Linked DNA regions of Mus musculus: regions 2 and 3 are each linked to region 1. A link is a loop called in an ENCODE intact Hi-C map of the cell type or tissue named here. Cell type or tissue: left cerebral cortex. All regions are shown on one strand. Links, peaks and the distances in the headings refer to the core of each region. The heading gives the core; the rest is flanking DNA.

Region 1 (7,407 bases), core at 1,350-6,349:
TTTATCATTGGCCAATTGAATAACTGAGCAACTGCTGAGATAATAAGAGAGAGTCAAAGAAGTACTGCTTTCTCAGCCTTTAGGACTTGAACTCAGGGTGTAAGCAGCAGCCTACTGTACAACTGTTCCCTTCCCACAGACTCCACCTCTTCCCAGCCCATCCAGTGTCATACAGGGGCAAACTGGCCCACAGTGTCTGGCAGAAGGTCTCACCACTCAACAGCCAAATTCTATGTGTAACACTCATCTCTGTGCTCACATGGTAGGAGTGATGGCTCCTGGAGCACGTTACTCAAATGTCCAGGAACCACTCTCCTAACCTCATATATCTCCAGCCAATCAGAACATATTGAAATTAAACCTTTAGGATACACACCGACCTCTCGTTTGGTGTAGCTTATACTGTGATCTTAGGCTTGCTGAAGGACTAACTTCCATCAGAGCCTTGACAATATTGATTGTTTTGGCTTAAAGGTACATAAGTAGATTGATTTTTGTTTCTGCTTTCAAACTAAAAAGGATCATAGTAGTGTTAGTATATTCCTGTTTCCACTGGTTGGTATGCACAGAATGAATAAATAATGTTACTTGGAAAAATTCAGTCGATGGAAAACAAGGTGCAGGTCTTGAATTGCACTGTTAACTGGCTAGGGTGCTTCCTAAGATTGTCTATTTCTGTTCTGACCCACTATTTAGAAGAAGGAGGGGAGAGGAGAAGGAGGAGGAAAGAAGAAGGAAGAGGAGGGGGAGGGGGAGAGGAGGGGTAGGAGGGGAGAGGAAGGGGAAGGGGAAGGAGGAGGAGGAGCAGTAGTAGCAGCAGCAACAAAAATCACTTTAGTAGTTTAGGTCTGGGGTAGAGAAATGACCCCAGCAGGGAAGAAAGTGTCCTCTTGAGGAGGTTAATAACCAACAAGGCTGTCACTTCCCTCAGGAGGAAGGAAATATATTCACCAGGAGTCTCTGCTAATTTGTTTTTAATTTAAGGACAATTAAGCAACTCTACACCCCCATCCCATTTCTGCATGCTTTCTCTCACAACTAGAAAAGAAATCTAAAACAAAGAAGGCTGTGAAGTTAATGTTGAGTTTACTTGGAGGGACACCTAACAGTCATTAGGGATTTGAGGAGCTAGTCAACTAAGTCCTGTATTATACTGCTTCCTCTTTCTGAATTATTATTATTATTATTATTTACTATCCAAAATTATTACTTGCTCTGGAAACAGGTTTTAGCTGATGTGTTTCTTGAACTGTTGCAGCACAGACTACTTTAGGTTATAAAAACGTTCTGATAAGAAAAGTCTGTCTCTCTTTCTTTAGATACTCCATCTAAGAAGAAATGGAAGGAGAAGAGGAAGAAAGACCAACATTTCACCACTTGCATTTCTATACTGGCAGGTGGCGTCTTGCTTCCAACTTCTCAGAACCCCAACTCAGCATAACAGAAAGGCAAGGGGGCTCAGGGCGGTAGAGGAAGCCTGCTCCCGTGGGAGGTACACTATTTACCAGCCCGATTTAAACCCGCTACGGAGGGGGCACGGTCCTGGAAGGGCGGAGCAGCCCTAGTGGGCGGGGCGGGGGCGGGGCTCCGAGGGACTAAGCTGGGTACAGGAAAGACCGGAGCTCTCAGAGCCACGTCTGTCTCTTTAAATGCCACGGGCTGCACTCCCGCCCGGGAGCCCCGAGCCGGATCTACAATCCCGTCCCTCCCGCTCCGGCGCTTGTTGCTCGCCTAGCCCGAGCGGGAGCTGCGGCCCCCGGGAAACCCAGCTAGCTCCTTCGGCTTCCCTCCTCGTGCCCCACCTTCCTGGAAATCTGCGTGAGGGGTCGTGCAGCAACGATCGTGAACAGGCATTGCCCCCCATCTTCAAGTCTTGGGGCTCTACACAACCGCGGGGGGCGGCGAGGGAGAAATGCGTCCTTCCCCGAAGCCCAGCTTCGCCTTGGTCTGCGCTGGGAGAGGAGGCACTGCGGAGCCCACACCTGCGAACTCGCCCTAGAAGTCTCGGGTGCGGCAGGGTGCCCCTCCCGGTCCCCTAGGGCTTCTACCTCTCGGGGAGAGAGTCCGCGCAGGTAATCTGAACCCCAGGGCAGGCGCGCGGGGGAGGGGCCGACGAGCCGCAGTGACTTGCGGCAGGTGAGTCTAGTCCGGAGGCTCACCTGCCACCTCCACGCCAAGGTAGCCTAGCAGGTTCTTGGGGGTGCAGACATTGAAGGACGTCAAAGGGCTAGTTAGGATCCGGAGTGGGAGGGGAAGTTAGGAAAGAGAAGGAAATTGGAATAAAGTTTCTATTTCCTTCCCTCCCCCACTCCTGCCCAGGGTTGGCAGGTAGGGCGCGGGCGGAAGCTGTCGGAGCTGCTGATGCAATGGCTTTGGCTGGGTCCAGGTGATAGCTGGAGGAAGGGGAAAGCTGGAGTGGCCATGTCTCCAGTGATCGTGACCTTAGTGGTGTAGAAACGCGAGGAAGCACGTCCCCCAGACTTCTCCTAAAATGGCTCCAGGTGCTCGGGCCCCTACCGGTTCTTTTTCAAGAAACAAACGTCTTTTTCTGGAGTGGCACCTACAAACATCTCCCTCGTCTTCTCTTCCAACAGGTGGCTTTAGCCCCTGCCCGGGCACCAGTGCCAATGACTCTGACGGTGGTTTCGCTTTCTCCTCTTGAAGTCTTGTGAACGAGAGTCCACAGCGTAATGGGCAACCAGGTGGAAAAACTGACCCACCTAAGTTATAAGGAAGTTCCCACGGCCGACCCGACCGGCGTGGATCGAGACGATGGGCCCCGCATCGGAGTCTCTTATATTTTCTCCAATGACGACGAGGATGTGGAACCTCAGCCACCGCCCCAGGGGCTTGATGGCGGAGCTTTGTCCGACTCCGGGGATCGGCCTCCCCTGCCCCCGCCGCAGCCCTACGACCCGCGGCAGCACGAGGTGGAATGCTCGGTGTTTTATCGTGATGAGTGCATCTATCAGAAAAGCTTCGCGCCAGGATCGGCGGCTCTGAGCACCTACACACCGGAGAACTTGCTCAACAAGTGCAGTCCGGGTGACCTGGTGGAGTTTGTATCGCAGGCTCAATACCCGCACTGGGCTGTCTACGTGGGCAATTTCCAGGTGGTGCATTTGCACCGGCTGGAGGTGAGCAACAGCTTCCTGACCGATGCGAGCCAGGGCCGGCGCGGCCGCGTGGTCAACGATCTGTATCGCTACAAGCCACTGAGCCCTAGCGCTGTAGTGCGCAACGCGCTGGCCCACGTGGGCGCCAAGGAGCGCGAGCTCAGCTGGCGCAACTCCGAGAGCTTTGCGGCCTGGTGCCGCTATGGCAAACGCGAGTTCAAGATCGGTGGCGAGCTGCGCATCGGCAAGCAGCCCTACCGTTTGCAGATTCAGCTCTCGGCTCAGCGCAGCCACACTCTCGAGTTCCAGAGCCTGGAGGACTTGATCATGGAGAAGCGGCGCAACGACCAGATCGGACGCGCGGCGGTGCTACAGGAGCTCGCCACGCACCTGCACCCGGCTGAGCCGGATGAGGGCGACAGCGACGCGACTCGGACTACACCGTCCCCCCTGCGTCCCCCAGCATCGGGCTCCGAGGAGGAGAACGGAGACTCGGTCGTGCACTGATACTTGAACTGGGCTCAGAGCTACAAAAGGAAGCTGTTTGCTGCAGCCACGCCCTCTTCCTCCCGCTCTTCTCCCCCCCCCAACACTTGGGCCCCATTTAGTATTCCTGGGCCTTTTGGAAAAAGCGGAGTTGGTGAAATGTACTGCAGGCTTTGGACAGGGGAGGAGGAAGGGGACTTAGGGAGCAGGTAGGATTGGCTGGTGGGTGGCCATGGGATGCTTTTTCTTCAGGCCCTCTCAGTCCACCTTCCTTTCCCAGGTGGGGTAAAGTGGGAACTTGCTTGCGGCTTCAACCCTATCAGATCTGGGACCAAATTTAACCCTTCGTATACAAGCAGGCTTGGGGGAAATCTCAGAGCACATTTGCCCTGCATTCTGTCTCTCTGGATCCCTCACTACACTCAGCTTGGAGGATGCAGGGTACAAAGGCCGGAGAGGATTGGGGAGGAGCCGCTTCGGGTCTGCTGGGAGAACTGCTTATCTGCTTCCCCCGCTGAGCTGTGCTTGGGATCCTAGAAGCTGGAGTGATTTATTTTTATGGGATTCCCGGGGCACAAGGCTGCTGAAACTACAAGATCTGGGATCAGCAGACCAAAACCAAACAGCCCCGTATTAAGTGCAGCAAATACTTTAGCAAACTCAGGCTACAGGCTACAAAAGGATTTCACTACCTCCCCCTCCCTATCCCCAAGTACCTCCTCTTGGGAAGCTGGCTCTAAGCGGAGTCTTTGGCTTAGACTCCAATTCCTTCCCCCGGTTACAAGTAAATCATTGTCAAGGGCCAGCCAGGGAAAGGATTCAATTAAGGTGCCATTCTGCCTCCTGTGTTTTTGGCCTGCTGTTGTGGACTCTTAGAGCTATGGTGTTGTTATCAGGGGAGGCAATAGCCCTTTGTGTCTCTGATCTAATTAAACCTGTTTGGCGTGTTCATCTGCAGGTCACAGATGGGGTTGGCTTGTGCCACCCCATAAAGTATCCTCTAGGGAATCAACCAGTGCTACCCTGGAAAGAATTAAATCTCTCCTTGTCCCCTTGCTAAGTGGTGAAAGTAACCCTTTAAAAACCAAGCTGGACCTAGGGTTCGTTTTGCTTTTTGTTTTTCTCTCCCTGGTCTCCCTTCCTCGACAGACAGTTGCTGTGGTAGGGTGAGGGTTACTTTGCCATCCATGATGGGTGAAGTTTAAAGTACAAAGTCTTGTCATATGTACCCAATTTCTTTGTGGCTTGGAGAACATCCGATTCAGAACCCTTTACTAAGGGTGGTGGCATCAGACACAGATCCCATGTAGTACTGTCAGAAGAGATTTGATGACAGTCCCAAACGTAGGTTGGTGGTGGCGGCATTCGGACAGGCTGAAGAGGTAGCAATTGTGTCTGCAACTGAACTTCCGTGCACTTTAGTACAAGGCTTTAAGACTGCGACAGCCTGGTGCCTGAACCGAAGGCAGACCTTTGACTGCCGAGGGCTTATAGGCAGTCTGTCAACTGCTTTCAAAAACTGAGCATACTTAAAGGCCTTTGCTGCTTCCACCAGTTTTTATAACACTGGAACTAGTTCTTAGATTGGAACAAAATCTTACTTGAGTGTCCTGAAGCCACGGTCATTGTTGGGCTTCTTGCTTGGGGAATCTTTGAACTCCCCCTCCCCCCTTTTTTTAATAAGCCTAAATCTTCATAGTACCTCAGTATGAAACGGTTTCGTTAGTTATAAAGGCATCAAATGCTCTTTCTGCTTTTATAATGCTTACCAAGCAAGTCCTTGTTCTTTGAATGTCAAAGATGAGCTACCTACACACTAGCCTTGGTTTCAGACATTGGAGGAGAACCATTTTCTAGTTAGGAGTATGGATCTGATTTCCCTGTTTAATGAGCTCATAGGTATTTGATTACATAGTCTTGTCCATGGAACAGCAGAGAGAATAAACACAGAGGATATTATTTAGGGAAACCTATGTCTAACAGATTTGTGAAAGTGGAAATTGATGCCCGCTGTGTAGACTGCAGGAGGGGAGGAATCAGAATGGCTGTCCACCAGCAGCTCTGGAATAGCAAACTCTCCCGGCTCTCCCATCCTTGCCTTCTTTCTCAGACCTCAAAGACCATACTAAGTGTAGCAGGTAACTTGTGTTATATATGAAGTACCTGCAAAGGAAGAACTCCTAAGGTCCACCCCACCTGTAGCATTCCTCTTTGAAAGTTGATCTGTTTCAGACGATGGTTTCTGGAATGTGCTGCCAGCAGTTTTGCTGGGTACTAATAATGCCAAATATGTAATACTTAGGAAGAGCTAACACGCTGAAAGTTTTCTTAGGGGGTAGAAAGTCTAAGGCAGTGGTCCTCAACCTGTGGGTCCTGATCCTTTTGGATGTTGCATGCTAGGTATTTGCATTACGGTTCATAACAGTAGCAAAATTATAGTTATGAAGTAACAACAGAATAATTCTGTGGTTGAGGGTCACTACAACCTGAGAAAGTAACCATATTTAAGGGTCATAGGATTCGGTCGAGAACCATTGCTCTAAAGTAAAGAACATCAATTTAGGGCTCTAAGATACAGTGTCGTGTCATCTCTTGCTTTTTAAGACTGCAGTGTTGTGGGGAAAACATTTTTTTACTTTAATGTTCTGGCAATGGCTACATCTGGCACTTTAGGGGGAAAAAAGTATATTAATAATTTTTGTCTCTCTTTAGGAATAAGACATAGAACTATTTTGTACTGTGAATTATGGACACTCTTTGAAGGAAAGAAATATTAATTCCAGTGTTTTTCTGAAGCTCTGGAAAGGGATAATAAGCAAGACCCCGTGGAACACGTACAAAAAGAGAAACCAGACAAATTCTATTTTCTTACCCGAGCAAATATTTTATTGAGACTGCTTATGTATGTCAAAGGAGCCTACAACTTCAGCTACACAACTTTTTGTATTGAAAGAACTCGTACTTTTGTAGCTTTTATTCCACATTTAATTTAAAAATGACTTTGTAACACTAAAGTGTCTAGCAAAAGACTTTATTCCAGATCTTGAAGAAAATTTTTAGTTTTTATGGAAATGGTTCAGTGGTTCAGCTTCTCAAAGCTGCGGTGCTCCTGGCCCTCCTGGCACCATGGGACAAGGACAACCACGTGACAACATATTTTTTTGGAAGCAAAACTTTAATTTTATATGACATATACTATGAAAAGCTAAGAAAATTTAAGGACTACTAGTTTCCTTTTTCTTTCTTTCTTTTTTTTTTCTTTTTAAAATGGGATCCACTGTGTTGAAGACTCTTGATATCATGTGCTTGTCTAGACATTTTAAAAAAACAATTTAAATAGAATTGAGCGTGATCATAGTTATCCAATGGATTTGTTTGGAGAATTAGATTTTATTTGTGAATTGTTTAAAAAAAATCAGGATACTGATAAATTTGACTGTTTTTTTCTCTTCTCATTATGTTTTATTCTTGGTTATGAATCAGGATATATACTCCAGGCATTTTCTTTCCCAGCAAATTGTAGGAACTTTAATTTGATTGGCAGTTGTATGTTAAATCAGTTTTCTTTCACCACTTCTTGAGAAGGCGGTTCCAGTTTGAAATTGTATCATTTCCTTCAAAATGAAGGGCCGTACTTAGTTAAATAAAAGATTGATGACATCTTTTAAGCCGCTTCCTCTTTACTCTGTCTTATTAAAATGAAAGCTGTCAAGTCCTTTTGAAAAATGTTATGAGGGTTCCCAATAAACCATCTATTATTAGAGCTCAGTGTATGACTTTCTCCACATAGACACCCTTTCTTTTG
Region 2 (7,407 bases), core at 1,039-6,038, 950 kb after region 1:
GAAAATGAGTACCAGGAGTGGGGATAATGTCATGATAAATCTGACCATGTGCTTCATAGTAAGTCTTTGCAACTGATTTGTAGAATGGATAAGACGTGTTTTGGGAAGAGTTTAGAGTTTGCAAAAAGAGTTTACCTAATTACTAAGTGGGAGTTTGGAAGACCAGAACACCTAAAGGTTTCATGAGGAAAGCAAGGATTCTTTTGGGAGCAGAGCTAAAAACCATTTGTGCTACATTCTGGTAAATAATCTTCCCATGCGCTGAGAACTTGAGTTAGGGGGGATTTAAACATAATGGATTAATTTGTTTGGAACATGAAATTTCAGGACATAGAACATCCGTGGTTTCTGCTCACTATTATTACCCATGTCTACAGTGAGGGAGAGCAACAAATGAACAGAAAGATGGGAGAATGTGAAGTCTGGTGAGGGAAAGAATGAGGTTAAAATTACGGACAAGATATCTGAGAGCAGCAGCGATTAAAGAGATAAACACCATTAAAAGGAAACCTAGCACTCTACACTGGAAAAGGGGGTGAGGGCCAAGACCCCCACCTATCAAACGCCAGATCTTCCAAAAATGCAAACTCACTTGAGAGGAAACAACCTGAACTGAGAATGCCACTAAGGAGTCCCCAAAGCATCCACCAGGGGAGGCAGAGGACACTGCAGGTGTAGACCAAGAGGAGCTACTCTGGCCCGCAGTAGAACTTGGCAGCACTGTCCACATTTTGCTGTTTTTTGTGGATACACAAAATGAAAAACTGAGGGGTTTGTAGTGCTTCCAATACCAGACAATATGTGTCAGAGTTGGGTTCCCTTCAAGGAGTCCCTGAGAATTCCACTGCAAGAAGCTGTGTAAATAAATCCTAAGTTTCATTAAAGACTTCATTATGTTGGTGATGTCAGGACCATGAGATCCACCAAGAAAAACTTCAGGCACAGAGTCAAAATGACCCAAAGACAGGTTCTATGTGCTGAGGTAGCAGGAATAGAAGGCCAGGGCTTCTCAAGGCTACTGAAGCCCAGATTATTCCATCATGAGCCACAAATGCCAAACGTGGAGGGTGAGAATTTGATGGTTTCCCTGTGGGGTTTTAGTCTTTCTATGATCTGTTTTTCCCTTTGCTGTGTCCCCATCCCTCCCCTTTGGAATCAGAAATTCTCTCTGTGCCACTGTATGCTGGAAGTAGCTGCTTGTTTTCTACTTTTTCTGACTTTCACAGCTAAAAGACTGCCCAGACTCTCAGCAGAGAGTCTATACTTTGGATTTTGAACAATGTTGGAATCTAACAGCCAGTGGTGAGTTTCGAAACTGGACTGAATGCACTATCAAATGACAGTTTAGCGAACTGAAATGATCATTATTATTTTAAGTTAATGTGATGGCTACTATTGGTTGTCAACTTAACTTCATCCAGAATGAACTACAATCCAGAAATGGAAGGCACGCCTGTAGAGAATTTTCTGCTTGGTTTGAAGTGGGCAAATCTACTTCTACTCCAGACTTTTAAGGTAGGAAGACACACATCTTTGATCCAGATCTTGAGGCTGGAAGACATGAGCCTTTAATTTAGGTCTTGAGGTGGGAAGACACACCTTTAACCTGGGTCATGACCTTCTACTAGAAGTCTACATCCGGACGTGGAAGAAAGAAGTGTTTGCTCTTTGCTGGCTTGCCCTTGCCTTGCTTGCACATCCATTCTTTTACTGGCATTGAAGCCTACTTTTTGGAGAGAGAGAGAGAGACTCATTCTATATTGTGACTCTGCAGATCTACAGAACCTTGGCTAATACAGTGTTGTATTTAGGTGTCAGGTTGAAATGTGGAGCATTGTAATGGTTGTAGTGGTTAGTTTCATTGTCATCGTGACTGGATTTAGAATCATAGACACACACCTCCAGGTGAATCTATACGGGTGTTTTCAAAATGTTTAACTGAGATGTGAGAAAGGCTCACTCCAAATGTGAGCAGCCATCACATGGCTGGAGTCCCAGAGCTAGTAAGAAGAAAGTGAGCTGAGAAACGGGAGCAGCATTGTCTCTGTTTCCTGCCTGCAGACATGGTGTGACAGTCACCTCATGCTTCCAACACCGTGCCTTTCTCAGAATGATGGACTGCACCCTAAACCATCAGTCAAAATAACGCCCATTTCCTTACATTGCCTCTGTGGGGCATTTCACCACGGCAATGAGAAAAGTAAGTACTATGACCCTGGGACACAGAAGATGACCCCAGCTAGCACAGAATGAGGTGAGAAGGACATCTTCAGGTTTATCAGCCACAGGAGCTCTGAGGTTTGAACTACGACATAACTGGACAAAAGACAACTAGTACAGACCCCACAGATAGCCCTAAGCTAACCAGTACACTGTGGTTTGAGCAGTAATTTGCTTTTTATTAAAATAGCAATCATTTGGAGTTCAGTTTTTGCTTTCTGCAAAGCAATAAAGAGGAACACAAGCCCTTGTGGTTAAAAGGTAAACAATGGATGAAAAGCAAAGCGGCACTAGACGAGGTTCAATAAGGACATACTCTATCAGCATCCTCTAGGCCGGAGGTCCCTAACCTGTGTATCCTGCTGCCCTAGACTTCCATGAAGCAACTCCGAGTAAGACAGGATTGGACAAACAGGAGAATCACTTTACAGATAAAGGATAAGGGGGATGAGCAGCAGGAAGCATTTCAGCGGTGACAAAGGCTAGCCACCATGGGAGGGGATGGGAATGGAGACTGGGAAGAAGATGTCCCGCTGCTGAGAGTTTCACCAGGATGGTGGCAGGTTCCAGAGGTGCCCTTGGAGGACTCAGTTAAGCAGCACACTCCCAAACTCAGCAAACAGCTAGAGCAGCCGGGCTTCACCGCTTGGAGCTCAGCGGGGTACAAGGGTCGGTTAATAAGCTGTGCTCCAGCAATAGACTCTTTCAAGAAGGAGATATGAGCGGTGTGGCTCTGTGGTCTGCAGGAGCCAGTGGAGGAAGCTTAGGGAAGGTGGGAAGTGGAATATGTTAGAGATAAAACCCAAACAGCATCCCCGTGGCTCTAACCTTGGCACCTTTAACACAGGCAATGTTCTTCACGATCATAGCGTAAGTTTTATCTCTGCAGAGTTCTTGAGAATGACATCAATGCCAGTACCCAGATAAACAATCCATACACGCCACATCTGCATCTCACAGAGAGCACAGGTGACTCTCAGAGGAGATGGAGTGGTACCCTGGGTCACACCATAAAATTGAGGCCAGACCCCAAAGCCTCCAACATCTACAGGATTAATGAAGAAACAACAGTCTGGATTTCAGGACTCCACGTGCTATAAGCTTTCTACACACATTTATTAAGCATCTACTATGTAGTTACTGCCTCTGGTTCCTGGAACGGCAGTGAGCATAGGTGCAGAGGACCGACTCTTGGGGAGCTTACTTCTTAGGCTGCACAGCTCATAAACACAGCTCCAGGATTCCCAAGTTTGGTTCTAAAGCCAGGTAGGGTTGAGCAAGGCTTCTCCCTGCTATGTGCTAGCTGCATGGTTTTTTTCCTATACCAGCGAGGTCAATTACTCTCTCACAGTTTTGCCGTAAAGCTTTTTCAGACTCGCGAGTCACTGCTTTTATTAATTACTGTATTAGCTGTTTTACATACCCTAATTATCTCCCCACGGCACAGACAATGGCCTTTTTTAAGATTTTTTTTCTTACTCTTTCTGGTAAAAATAGAAAATATGAATATGTATGAATTTTTTAACCTTTTTCAGAATTTAAACACAACATGAGCGCCACCTTCTGGCTAAAATAAGAAATATCAATATTGAGTTCCATAGTCTCAACTTGAATGACAAGTATAAAAATAAAAATGTTAATGATAATAAGAAATAATCAGATTTTTAAAACATAATTGGGTCATCAAATTCTTCTGTTAAGTGTCTTAAATTTCTCTAATAGTATAATTAATTATTCTAAAATATCTATTATGAAAATTATAGTTAACACATGTCCAAAACGTGTTTGTGTGTGTGTGTGTGTGTGTGTGAGAGAGAGAGAGAGAGAGAGAGAGAGAGACCTATATGGCGTTTTCCTCAAAGATAACACTTCCATCTTGGAGGGAAGCTCTTTAATACATGTGATATTCTAATGGGTGGAGAACATTCCTCTTTGCAGAAGTGTTCCTTGAGCCACAAAATATGCACCTGGAATGCTTCAGGAAGTCCCTGAAACTAACAAGATCCAATAGAACACCCCATCCCCTTCAAATATATATGACACTAAGGGCCACTGAGAGACTCTTAGATGAGCAGAGCTGCCGGAAAGAGGCTCAACCCAACCTGGAACAAGCAGAGTCAACCTAAGTTATCTAGAAGACTTGCTGCCTGAAACAGATAGATTGTTTAGACTGCCTAGAAAAAGCTAGAGACCAGCCAGGCTGCCAGAAAGAGGCTCATACCCACTGAGCCTGTAAAAAAGTACTCTCTAACCTGTCGAGCTGCCTACAGGTTCTGCACTATACAGCTTCCAGTTTTTGTAAGTTGTCTCCTGCTGGGTTAGGTTTTGGTGGGATGCAACTGTCTTTGAGTAGCTTCTGTTTCTGTAAGTAACCCCAATAAGACTCAGTGCTTCCCTAAATTGTTCTTTGATGGTATCCTTATTTTTTTATCTGTTTGTCCTCAATTCCTTGTCTGAGGTTAAGTAGACATGTATTCATGTCTCCCCAGGTGTCCTAGTTAGGTATTTTGGTTGGTTGGTTAGTTGGTTGGTTGGTTGGTTGGTTGGTTGGTTGGTTGGTTGGCTGGTTGGCTGGCTGGTTGGATGGTTAGTTGGCTGTTTGGCTGGTTGGTTGGATGGATGGATGATGGATGGATGGATGGATGGATGGATGGATGGATGGATGGATGGTTGGTTAGTTGGCTGTTTGGCTGGTTGGTTGGATGGATGGATAGATAAATGGATGGATAGATAGATGGATGGATAGATGGATGGATGGATGGATGGATCTTAATCGCGTGTTCTCACTCCCGGCCAGGAAAGACGCAACAAACCAGAATCTTCTGCGGCAAAACTTTATTGCTTACATCTTTGGGAGCCAGGAGGGCAAGCGCCCAGCGCCCAGCCCCCAAAACGAAAGCCCCTTCAATAATTTTAGGAGCCAGAGCTCTGGCGCGCCGGGGCGCAGAGCGTGCTCTATTGTTTACATCTTTAGGCAGCGAGAGAGCGCAGGGCGCGCAGAGCCAGAGAGATGCCAGCGAGAGAGAATGGCGGAAACCCCGTCCCCTTTTTTAGGAGCGTTATATTTCGCCTAGGACGCATCACTCCCTGATTGGCTGCAGCCCATGGCCGAGCTGACGTTCACGGGAAAGGTAGAGTACAAGTAGTCATAAAATACCCTTGGCTCATGCGCAGATTATTTGTTTACCACTTAGAACACAGGATGTCAGCGCCATCTTGTGACGGCGAATGTGGGGGCGGCTCCCAACATCTCCCCCTTTCCTTTTAATAAGAGCAAATAGGCCACCCAACTAATGAGAGTGGAGATAGAGGTCAAATCCCCAGTGTGTAGGTAAAGGAGCCATGTACAGGATTAGCTCTTAGGCTCACAGGCTTTTACCCAGAGCAACCCTGACCTGCTCCCGTGTCGTTTTTCCTGGGGGAAGGGAACTAGGACACTGAACCTTCATGAAAGATGACGTATCTCCCTAGAATAGGCTCATATATGCCGCAGAGCCTTTCTACTGCAGTGCTTAGCCGTGCAACTCTCTCGGGCTGCTGAAGCACACTCACTCTATCCCGTGCAATGAGTCTAGCCTCGTGAGATGTAAGAGCTGAGTGGCCAGCGACCTATTGCCTAAGCATAGATAACCATATATCAGGGGGAGCTCCATGTTCTAGTCCTGCAAGCGCCTGGGCAATAACCACCTTGTCTCTCCTAGTTTGGGCCTTAAGCTTACAGACCAATCAAAGAAGCAACACTAATCCACAGCAAAGTGTATCTCCAAATAATATTAATCCCACCCATTTTTTAAAGAAAGAAAATGCTGAGGAGATCCAATTGGGTAATCCTTTGGTCAGGGACAGGTCCAAGCGCGTGGAGTTGACCTGAAGTCTCAATTCCCGAAGGGATCTGTTCAAATTCAGCCATCCAATTCTGTAACATATACTGAAAAAGACTTTTTGACAAATTAGCTGCCCTAGTAAATTTAACATACTGAATGGAAATAACACACAATCCCGGAAACTTTTGTTCACATCCCAGCTGAGTTATTTGTCATAATACATCTAGTTGTATCTGGACAAGATCTATGAGTTGATTAACCAGCATGAGACCTCTCTGTATCTTGACATTAGCTGAGGCCTGTTCATCTATGACTGTAGTCACTGAGGCTGACAAAGTGTTAATGGTGTCAGTCGTCTGGACCTGTCCAGACAGAGCCAAGGCTGTCTGAATCAAGGCCAAACCCAGTTCCCAGTTAGTGGTAAAAAAGCAGGAGAATACTTGAGCATTATACATCACCGTCATTGGGAGTGGAAATGTCGACATTATCCCCCAACGCTGCTCTCTTTTTATTATTGACGCCCTGGACATCACCAAGACGAGGGACATTAGTATTCCCTTGGTCAGTCTGGATTTTTCGGGTGAGTCTTTCTGGTATCCAAAATGGGTTGTCTTCATTCTGTGGGAAAACACAGATAGCTCCCCTGGATCTTATCAAAATAGGATCCGGGCCATACCATTTATTATCAAGGACATTTTTCCATTTAACCATCTCATTGGGCCTATCTGGCTCTGTACAATGACGTTCAGCTGCAGTATGGCCATGAGCATCAATATTTAAAAAATTGAGTGTAAAGAGTGCCATAGACACAGACACTCTTGGTGCTCGGGGTAAAATCTCTTCAAAAGTTCCCCTCTTCTGTTTTATAAGATAGGCTTTGAGGGTGCGATGCGCACGCTCAACAATACCCTGTCCTTGAGGGTTGTATGGAAGTCCAGTCAGGTGGGTTACGTCCATCTGACGGCAGAACTGCTGAAATTTTTGAGACGTATAAGCTGATCCATTATCAGTCTTGAGGAGTTTGGGTTTCCCCCAAGCACTCCATGCCTCAAGGCAATGTTGAATCACATGTGAGGCTTTTTCTCCGGTTAACGGAGAGGCAAACATGATGCCAGAACATGTGTCAATGGACACATGGAGATATTGAAGTTTTCCAAAGGAAGAAACATGTGTAACATCCATTTGCCAGACCTGTAGAGGTCGAATACCGCGTGGGTTAATTCCCACATGAGGAACTGGCAAGAACTCACAGCAGCTTTGACATTGAGTAACAATGTCACGGGCTTCTTTTCTTGTCAAGGAGAAACGACTGCGTAATGTTTCAGCCGTCACATGAAAATTGTTATGAAAATTTCTTGCAGCC
Region 3 (7,407 bases), core at 1,039-6,038, 190 kb after region 1:
TTTATGGTCATATTTTAAAGGAGGGATGATTCGCTGAATAGTGAAGGTAGAGAAAACCACATGTATTATCTAACTCGGTAGTAATTTCCTGTTAGAGCCATCCAGGGAGCTTTGGAAAACTACCCAGAGAGTCTGAATTAATTAGGCATATGTATTTTTAAACACTCCCAGATGACGTTAGGTGCATCCAAGAATGAGCCCCTCGGATCGAGTCTGTCTTCCTCACTCTCAGTAGAGAGAGAGAGAGAGGAAAAAAAAAGAATTTAAGAGAAAATGAAAGTTTACTCTAAGTGTATTTTCTATGTGTGCTTTTCTTCTGGCTTTGAAGTCTCTCTAATTAAGACTCCATATGCACTGGGAAATATAAGAGGGAAACCCAAGAGCTGTAGAGAAGAATTCTTTCCAACTTTTGTTGGCAGAAAGACTGGCTGGCAGTTCCTGGGGGGAGCCAGGCATTCTTGTGTCTTGCAGCCAAGTAGTTGCAGTGAGCTCCCTGGTGCTCATCAACCTTCTGTGCCTCTCATGAGTGGCTTGGATGCTGCCTTGACTTGAGGAAACACCTCCTTCTCCTTGCTTTGTTTGAGTCCAATATTTTCCCCGTCTCTAGTATGCAAGACATGGTAGAAATGTGCTTTAAAAGGTTGTGAAAATTTCTGATCTATTGAAAGAATAAAATTCAGTCTGTAGTTACAAGTGGAATCAATAGGAAAGGATATATAAACTGAGTTCTCGGTTGAGAAAAATGTTAGTCAGTGATGGATGGTGGCAGATGTCATGGTTGTCCTACTTTCATGCTGGAGACACAGGTGGGAGCTGAGAACAAATAACTAGCTGATGGTCTCACAACCAAATTGCAGAAGATAATACAGAAGCCATGGATTTGAATCTCAGGTTCGACTTGGGGCATGAAGGCTAATGCCTATAATTCCAGCACTCAGGAGGTTGAGCTAAGAGAACTTCCATGAGATCAAGGGCAGATTAAGATACTTAGTGAATTCCAGACCAAGTAGGGTTACAGAATGAGACACTGTCTATGGGAAACAGGGGGAGTCCTGAGTGAATGTGTATTATGAGCATGAACATTGCCATGACAAGAATCCCAATGTCTCAGACCCATGAGAATAGCAAGGTCTTCCCTTATAAGGCTCCAAGAAAAGACAAAGCAAAACCTTCCTTAGGCTGAGTACTGATGGTGACATTATGTGTAGAGAGTTTCAATGTAGCTTCCTCTCCTACAGGGATCTACCAAATGTGGCTACAAACCACCTACTCATGCTTGCTGTGTATAACAGGTAAGTTTCCAGTTTGTATCTCTCCATCAAAGCACATAGCCCACCCAGCCCCAGTGTGTGTGTGTCATTTCTTCTTCAATCTCTGCCATCCCAGTCGGGTCAGTTCTAAAGCTGTGCTGGTCACAGCAACTATGTCAAAAAATAAATCTGTCAAGCCTGTATCAAATAATATTTTTCTGGCAGATGGTAATTAACACAGAAACCCTCAACTGGTCAAGATGCAGAAAACATTTGTCATCCATAAAACAGTCCTGTTCTCAAGGTTCAGGAAACTTTTCTGAGGGGAGAATGGACACATTGTAAAAAGCACAGGCAGTGGGTGAGGTCAAGGAAACAATGTTTGGGGGTATAGTGGGACAGTGGTGCATACGAATTCTCAGCACTTGAGACAGCATGTATAAGACCCACACAAGCTTACACCACACAATATTCCAGTATGAAGAAGGAAGGCAAGCATGAAGTTCCCCTCTTAGATAAGGAGCACTTAGAAGCTGATTGCTTCTGGGAGAGGGAGAGTAGGTTTTCTTTAATGTTGAGGCCCTTGGTTCATTTCTTCTTCTTGGATATGTAGAAAAGACAGAGACGCATCCAGGAGTGTGGGGAAGCACAATTTTTACACCGTGGGTCTAAAAACAAAACAGGATACCAAGTTGGGTGTGATGGATTGGGGAGGAGTTAGGAGAGGTTGAGAATTTGATCTAAATACATCCCATGAAATGTTCAAAGAACTGAAAAAACAAGACAAGACAAAACAAAACAACAATGAAAGAGAAAAAAAATCCAAAACCAAGCCAAATAATACAAACTGTGTAAAAAGACTTGAACAAGTGCTCAAACCCATTAACAAAGGTTGTGCAAGCACACACACCCACAGAGTCATATCTTTCCCAAAGTTAATTTTGAAAGGGGCATGCGGCAGTGGATGCCTAAGAAGCAAAAAAACGGGAAGAATTCACAAGGGGGTTCCTGAATGTGCCAGGCACTTCCTGTTACTCTCATGAGTGAGGTTATTAGTCAAGGCCACATTTTAGGAAGGCGGACACTGAGGTTCTAAGGCTGGGGAGTTTCCTTTTTAAAACAATCACATGGCAGGGAAAAGTCATAGCTGACTCTCTAGGTCAGTATTTCTTTCACTCCAGGTAGACATATGAGCCTGCAGGTTTCATGCACCTGTTTGTGTTTAGACTGCTAGGACACTGGTTTCCTTGAACTGTCTGTACTTTGTGCTCTTCAGCTAATGATTTTCTCCCTGTTTTTCCTTCAGATTCACCCCTCCTCACTCTTGAGAATATTGTCTGTCAGACCATGTGGCCTTTCTCACCTGTTTCTTTCTTCTTTCGCCAATGCAGATAATAACGTGATCAAAATTTTATATCTGACTCAGGTCAGTATTTCTCCTGCCCTAGTTCAGGTAGGACACATGCTTTCTTGATCTGCAATGTGGTAAGAGTATTCCTGTTTCATTTGCGACCCTCATCTACTTCTCTTTTTCCACTTGCTCTTTCCTCCTTCCTCCCCCACACTCCCGGCTGAGTCTCCTTTCTCCAGGATCAGCTCAAGGAGAAAACTGAGAAATTAAAATCTAAAAATGGCTTTACATGATGGATGCTGTCAGATGCTGCATCTGCTATCTCCACATGGCAGGCACCCAAATGCTGCACTACCACTCGTAGTGGGGGGTCAACCCTAGGTCTGTTGCCTTGTTTGAGTATCTCAAGTTCCAGCGTAGGGGGAAGTACTCACAGCTGTGATTTCTTATGGCAAAAAAGATACAGAGTAAATGAAACAAAGGAAGAGACATTTGGGACAAAATGCAGGAGAAGCAGGCTCAAATGCCAAAGGACCCTTCTCTATATAGTCACACAGGAGCTATTAGTTTCCAGCAACAAATCTGGAACCGTGTATGACATGCCAACTTGAGAAGCTCGGGAGAGATGATCAGGGTTTCTCTTGGGGCTGATGTATGTAGGCAGCTGCATTCTGGTGTTTACCAAAGCTCCAGATTCCAAAATGGAATGTGGCTATCCAATATTCTGTGTGTTGTTATTCACATATAACAATTATATGTTATATGTACATAAATGATAGATACAGAGAAGTAATTATAATAAATAATTTAGACAAGACATTACATTGTAACCAGTTCCAGGTATAGTAAGAACACTTCATATTCCAAGGTAGTCGCTAAGGGCAGACCCTGGACAGTCTTGGAGGGCAGCATTTCAGAGCGTAACAACCTCTACTGTGCAATGAACACTACACAGAGCCCCACCAATTCAAGACCACTCTCGTGTTGCACTTTAAGACTTTGGATAAATATACATAACAGGTCTACCTCCCAGTGAATGCTTCTGGCCATACATGCCTTGGAATCCTTAGCCCAGCCAGGCAGCCTAGGGTGTCTACCTTCTGTGGACATCTTCTGTTTTTGATCTTCCATCCATGGTCACAGATGTTCCTAAAGACTCTGTTGTATACGTTAGTTCTATGAGAAGTTCCAGCAGTGTTCTGGTACCAGACATAACACTAATTCAACACATTTGGAACTATCCCATCATAGCTCCTGAGGATTTTCCTCCAAACTGTGGTCACCTCATGATCCTGGGGCCACTAAGTTCATTTTTTGGCTTGTAGAATAAGAGCAATACTCTGGTGTGTTCTCTAGGAAACCAGTAATGTTCTAGAAAGAAACCATGGACAAATCCCCAGGCTGTTCCTATACATGCCTGGAGGCAAGGCATGGGCTTTGGCCACCTTTTAGCAAGGGCCTTGTTGACATATCTATCTATTATGTCCTCAATTTTCCATACTTGCTCTTCATTGGTTTGAATTTTGGGCTTCTGACAAAATTCTGAGCCATAAATCTATTTTCATATAGTTTGCCTTGAAAGATTCATGTGACAGAATCTTTAAAAAAAATATTTTTGGTTGATTTCAGCCCTGAGTTGAGTGTTTCCTGACTTCTCCTCTTGGGTGAGTTTGCTTCTTTTTTCCTCTAGAGTTTCAGGGATACTGTTAAGTTGCTAGTATAGGCTTTCCAGTTTCTTTATGAAGGCACTTAGTACTATGAATTTACTTCTTTAAACTGCTTTCCTTGTTTTCTATAACTTTAGGTATGCTGTGCCTTGATTTTCATTGGGTTCTAGAAAGTCTTTAGTTTCTTTCTTTAATTCTTTTCTGACCAAGTTATCATTGAGTAAGTAGAGAGCTGTTCAGTTTCCATGAGTATGTGGGCTTTCTGTTATTTTTGTTGTTATTGAAGTTCAGCTGTAGTCCATGGTGATCTGATCAAATGCAAAGGATTATTTCAATATTCTTGTATCTACTGAGGCTTGTTTTGTGTCTGATTATATGGTCAATTTTAGATAAGCTTCCATGAAGTGCTGACCAAAAGCATATTCTTTTGTTTTGGGGGTGAAGTGTTCTGTAGATATACTAAATCCATTTGGTTCATAACTTCTGTCAGTTTCACTGTGTGTCTGTTTAGTTTCTGTTTCTTTTTCTTAAAAGATTTTTTTTAATATGAGTACACTGTAGCTGTCTTCAGACATACCAGAAGAGGGCATCCAATCCCATTGCAGATGGTTGTAAGCTACTGTATGGTTGCTGAGAATTGAACTCAGGACCTGTCTAAGAAAAGTCAGTGCTCTTAACCACCGAGCCATCTCTTTAGCTCCTAGTTTCTGTTTCAATGACCTGTCAGTTGGTGAGAGTGAGGTGTTGAAGTCTCCCACTATTATTTTATGAGGTCCAATAGGTGTTTTGAGCTTAAGTAAAGTTTCTTTTATGAATATGAGTGCCCTTGCATTTGGGGCATAGATGTTTAGAATTGAGATTTCATCTTGGTGGACTTTTGCTTTAGTGAGTATGAAGTGTTCTTCCCCATCTCTTTTGATTACTTTTGGCTGAAAGTCTATTTTATTGGTTATTAGAATGGCTACTCCAGCTTGTTTCTTGGAACCATTTGCATGGAAAACTTTTTTTCCAGGCCTTCACACTGAGGTAGTAACTGTCTTTGTTGCTAAGGTGTGTATGCAGCAAGATGATGGATCCTGTTTACATATCCATTCTGTTAGCCTGTGTCTTTGTATTGGGGAATTGAGTCCATTGATGTTGAGAGATATTAATGATCAATGATTGTTAGTTACTGTTATTTTGTTGTTGGAAGTGGTATTATGTGTGTATGTGATTCACCTCTTTTGGGTTTGTTATAAAACGATGAATTTCTTGTGTTTTCTTGGGTGTAATTACCCTCCTGGTGTTGAAGTTTTCTGTCTAGTATCTTCTATAGGTCTGCCTTAGTAGAAAGATATTGTTTAAATTTTGTTTTATTATGGAATATCTCCTTTATGGTGATTGAAAATTTTTGCTGGGTATAAATCCAGGCTGGCAACTGTGATCTCTTGGGATCTTCATAGCATCTGTCCAGAATCTCCTGATTTTTAGATTTTTTTATTTCTTATTTTCCCTTCCCATTTCTCTCTCAAATATCTCCCATATACGATCTTCCCTAGCACATTCTCTCTCTCAAACTCTTGGCTTTTTTCTTTAATTATTATTGTTAGACAAACATATATGCATGTTCACACACACACACACACACACACACACAGGCGCACACATGCCAAAATATATAAATATGGCTTGCTATGAACGTAGTGCTACTTGTATGTATATCATTTCAGGGCTGAGTACCTGAAACCAGATAACCAATTAAAGGGTTCTTCCCGAAGGAAGACTATTTCTCCTGCTCCCAGCATTCATTAGTTGCCTGTAGTTCTATGTCTCTAGATAGACCTTGAGGACTCCTCCCCTTCTATGTTAGCATACCTGTTGGTATTGTACTTCTTCATGTCATTTAAGGCAGGAATATTGTAGAACTGTGTAAAAAGCTACACAGATGTAGCTTTCCTGCCATTTCTGGAACTCGGCACAGCCTTGGTCCTCTGGCTTTTAAAATTATTCTATCTCCTTTTCTGTAATGTTTCCTGAGCCTTAGGTGGAGAAGTTGTATTGTAGATCATACCACATGATGATTTGTTCTCTGCTTTTGACCAGTTATGGTCTTCTGTAATGGTTTCTGTCTATTGAAAAGAGAGGGTTTTCTTTTTTACGAGCAATAAGAGCTACATTTATCTGAGAATATAAAGATAAGTGTTTAGAATGTAGTAAGGAATTGTGGCACTTTAATAAAGTGGAAGTAATAGGTTCTTCTCTAAGAGCAATGACTTCTTTAGCTCTTAGTAGTTGTCTAGGTTTTTAGTACCAAACCAGACTTCTTTCCCATTGAGTGGGCATTAAGAGAGTTCTTGGTTACGGACACTATACAAAAATTCTGTGTCGTTATGGTTTACTGTGCCATGACCATCATGGCATTGCAGTAGGGTAGGACTACTGCTTACTTCCTCCCATCAATGACACTTGTGGTAATTAAAAGTTAGTCTCCAGAGAGCAGACTTTCATATCATATTCAAATCCTGTCATATAGGGCTCATGTCCAAAATATATGGTGTCTTCAGCAATAGGGTTTATCTTCAATCTCTGGGAGACAACAAAGGGAAAATCAAGACTCTATATGTTGGTTTTGGGTACTCTTGAACTTTCCTGACCAACACCTACCTAGAAAGGGGCTTTCTCATGCTTGGTATTTTGTTAGTTTATGGCTTTTTGGAGAGCCATTGATAGCCCAAGTGGTATAACTTCATCTAAACTATATGTAGACAGAGACTTACATGTATTATATGTAATTTTAGGTAAATAAATAAATAAATAAATAAATAAATAGATTCTGGCATGGCCTTTTCAGACATCATTAATTTTATTTTAACTCCCAATTTCTTCTGTATTGATCTGACTTCCTTGTCTCCAACTAAATTGCACCCCACAAGTTTTACCCATATGCCCCTTCAAATCACTTGGATCCTGCTTGTTCTTTCTCTCTATTACTTCTGCCCTGTACTTTCCTGATTTTTGTGCTTATTTCAGGTTACATATCTGAAAAATACAGACAGACACACACACACACACACACACACACACACACACACACACACACATACACACACACACACACACACACACACACACACACATTTTGGATTAGGCACCACAGATG

The links. Peaks named below come from ENCODE experiments on the same cell type or tissue, not always from the same donor. Only the 100,000 strongest peaks of a DNase experiment are listed, where the experiment ranks them.
Region 2: it touches region 1 in a loop (3-fold over the local background); 5 of 42 quality-filtered maps call a loop at or near these places.
Region 3: it touches region 1 in a loop (2.1-fold over the local background); 2 of 42 quality-filtered maps call a loop at or near these places.

Annotation. Positions count from the first base shown.
Region 1 is chr15:60,819,179-60,826,585 of GRCm38, reverse strand. Lratd2 (LRAT domain containing 1) reads left to right here and starts at 1,506. Exons shown (of 2, transcript NM_001162926.1): 1 at 1,506-2,072; 2 at 2,595-7,407. The coding sequence starts at 2,691. The coding sequence ends at 3,623. It overlaps 9930014A18Rik (RIKEN cDNA 9930014A18 gene), which reads right to left and starts at 3,621. Exons shown (of 3, transcript NR_030696.1): 1 at 1,803-3,621. In left cerebral cortex, for the core only: CTCF peaks have their summits at 1,423 and 3,483; DNase peaks (open chromatin) are centred at 3,410, 4,044, 4,325, 4,991 and 3 more places; H3K4me3 peaks cover 3,865 bases; H3K27ac peaks cover 2,151 bases.
Region 2 is chr15:59,872,720-59,880,126 of GRCm38, reverse strand. No RefSeq gene overlaps it. Among named protein-coding and RNA genes, the nearest start is that of Gm36819, 53 kb to the right of the region's middle. In left cerebral cortex, for the core only: a CTCF peak has its summit at 3,784 (motif pointing left); a DNase peak (open chromatin) is centred at 3,656; H3K4me3 peaks cover 349 bases.
Region 3 is chr15:60,623,961-60,631,367 of GRCm38, reverse strand. No RefSeq gene overlaps it. Among named protein-coding and RNA genes, the nearest start is that of Gm23835, 76 kb to the left of the region's middle. In left cerebral cortex, for the core only: no CTCF peak of the experiment used is centred there; a DNase peak (open chromatin) is centred at 2,929.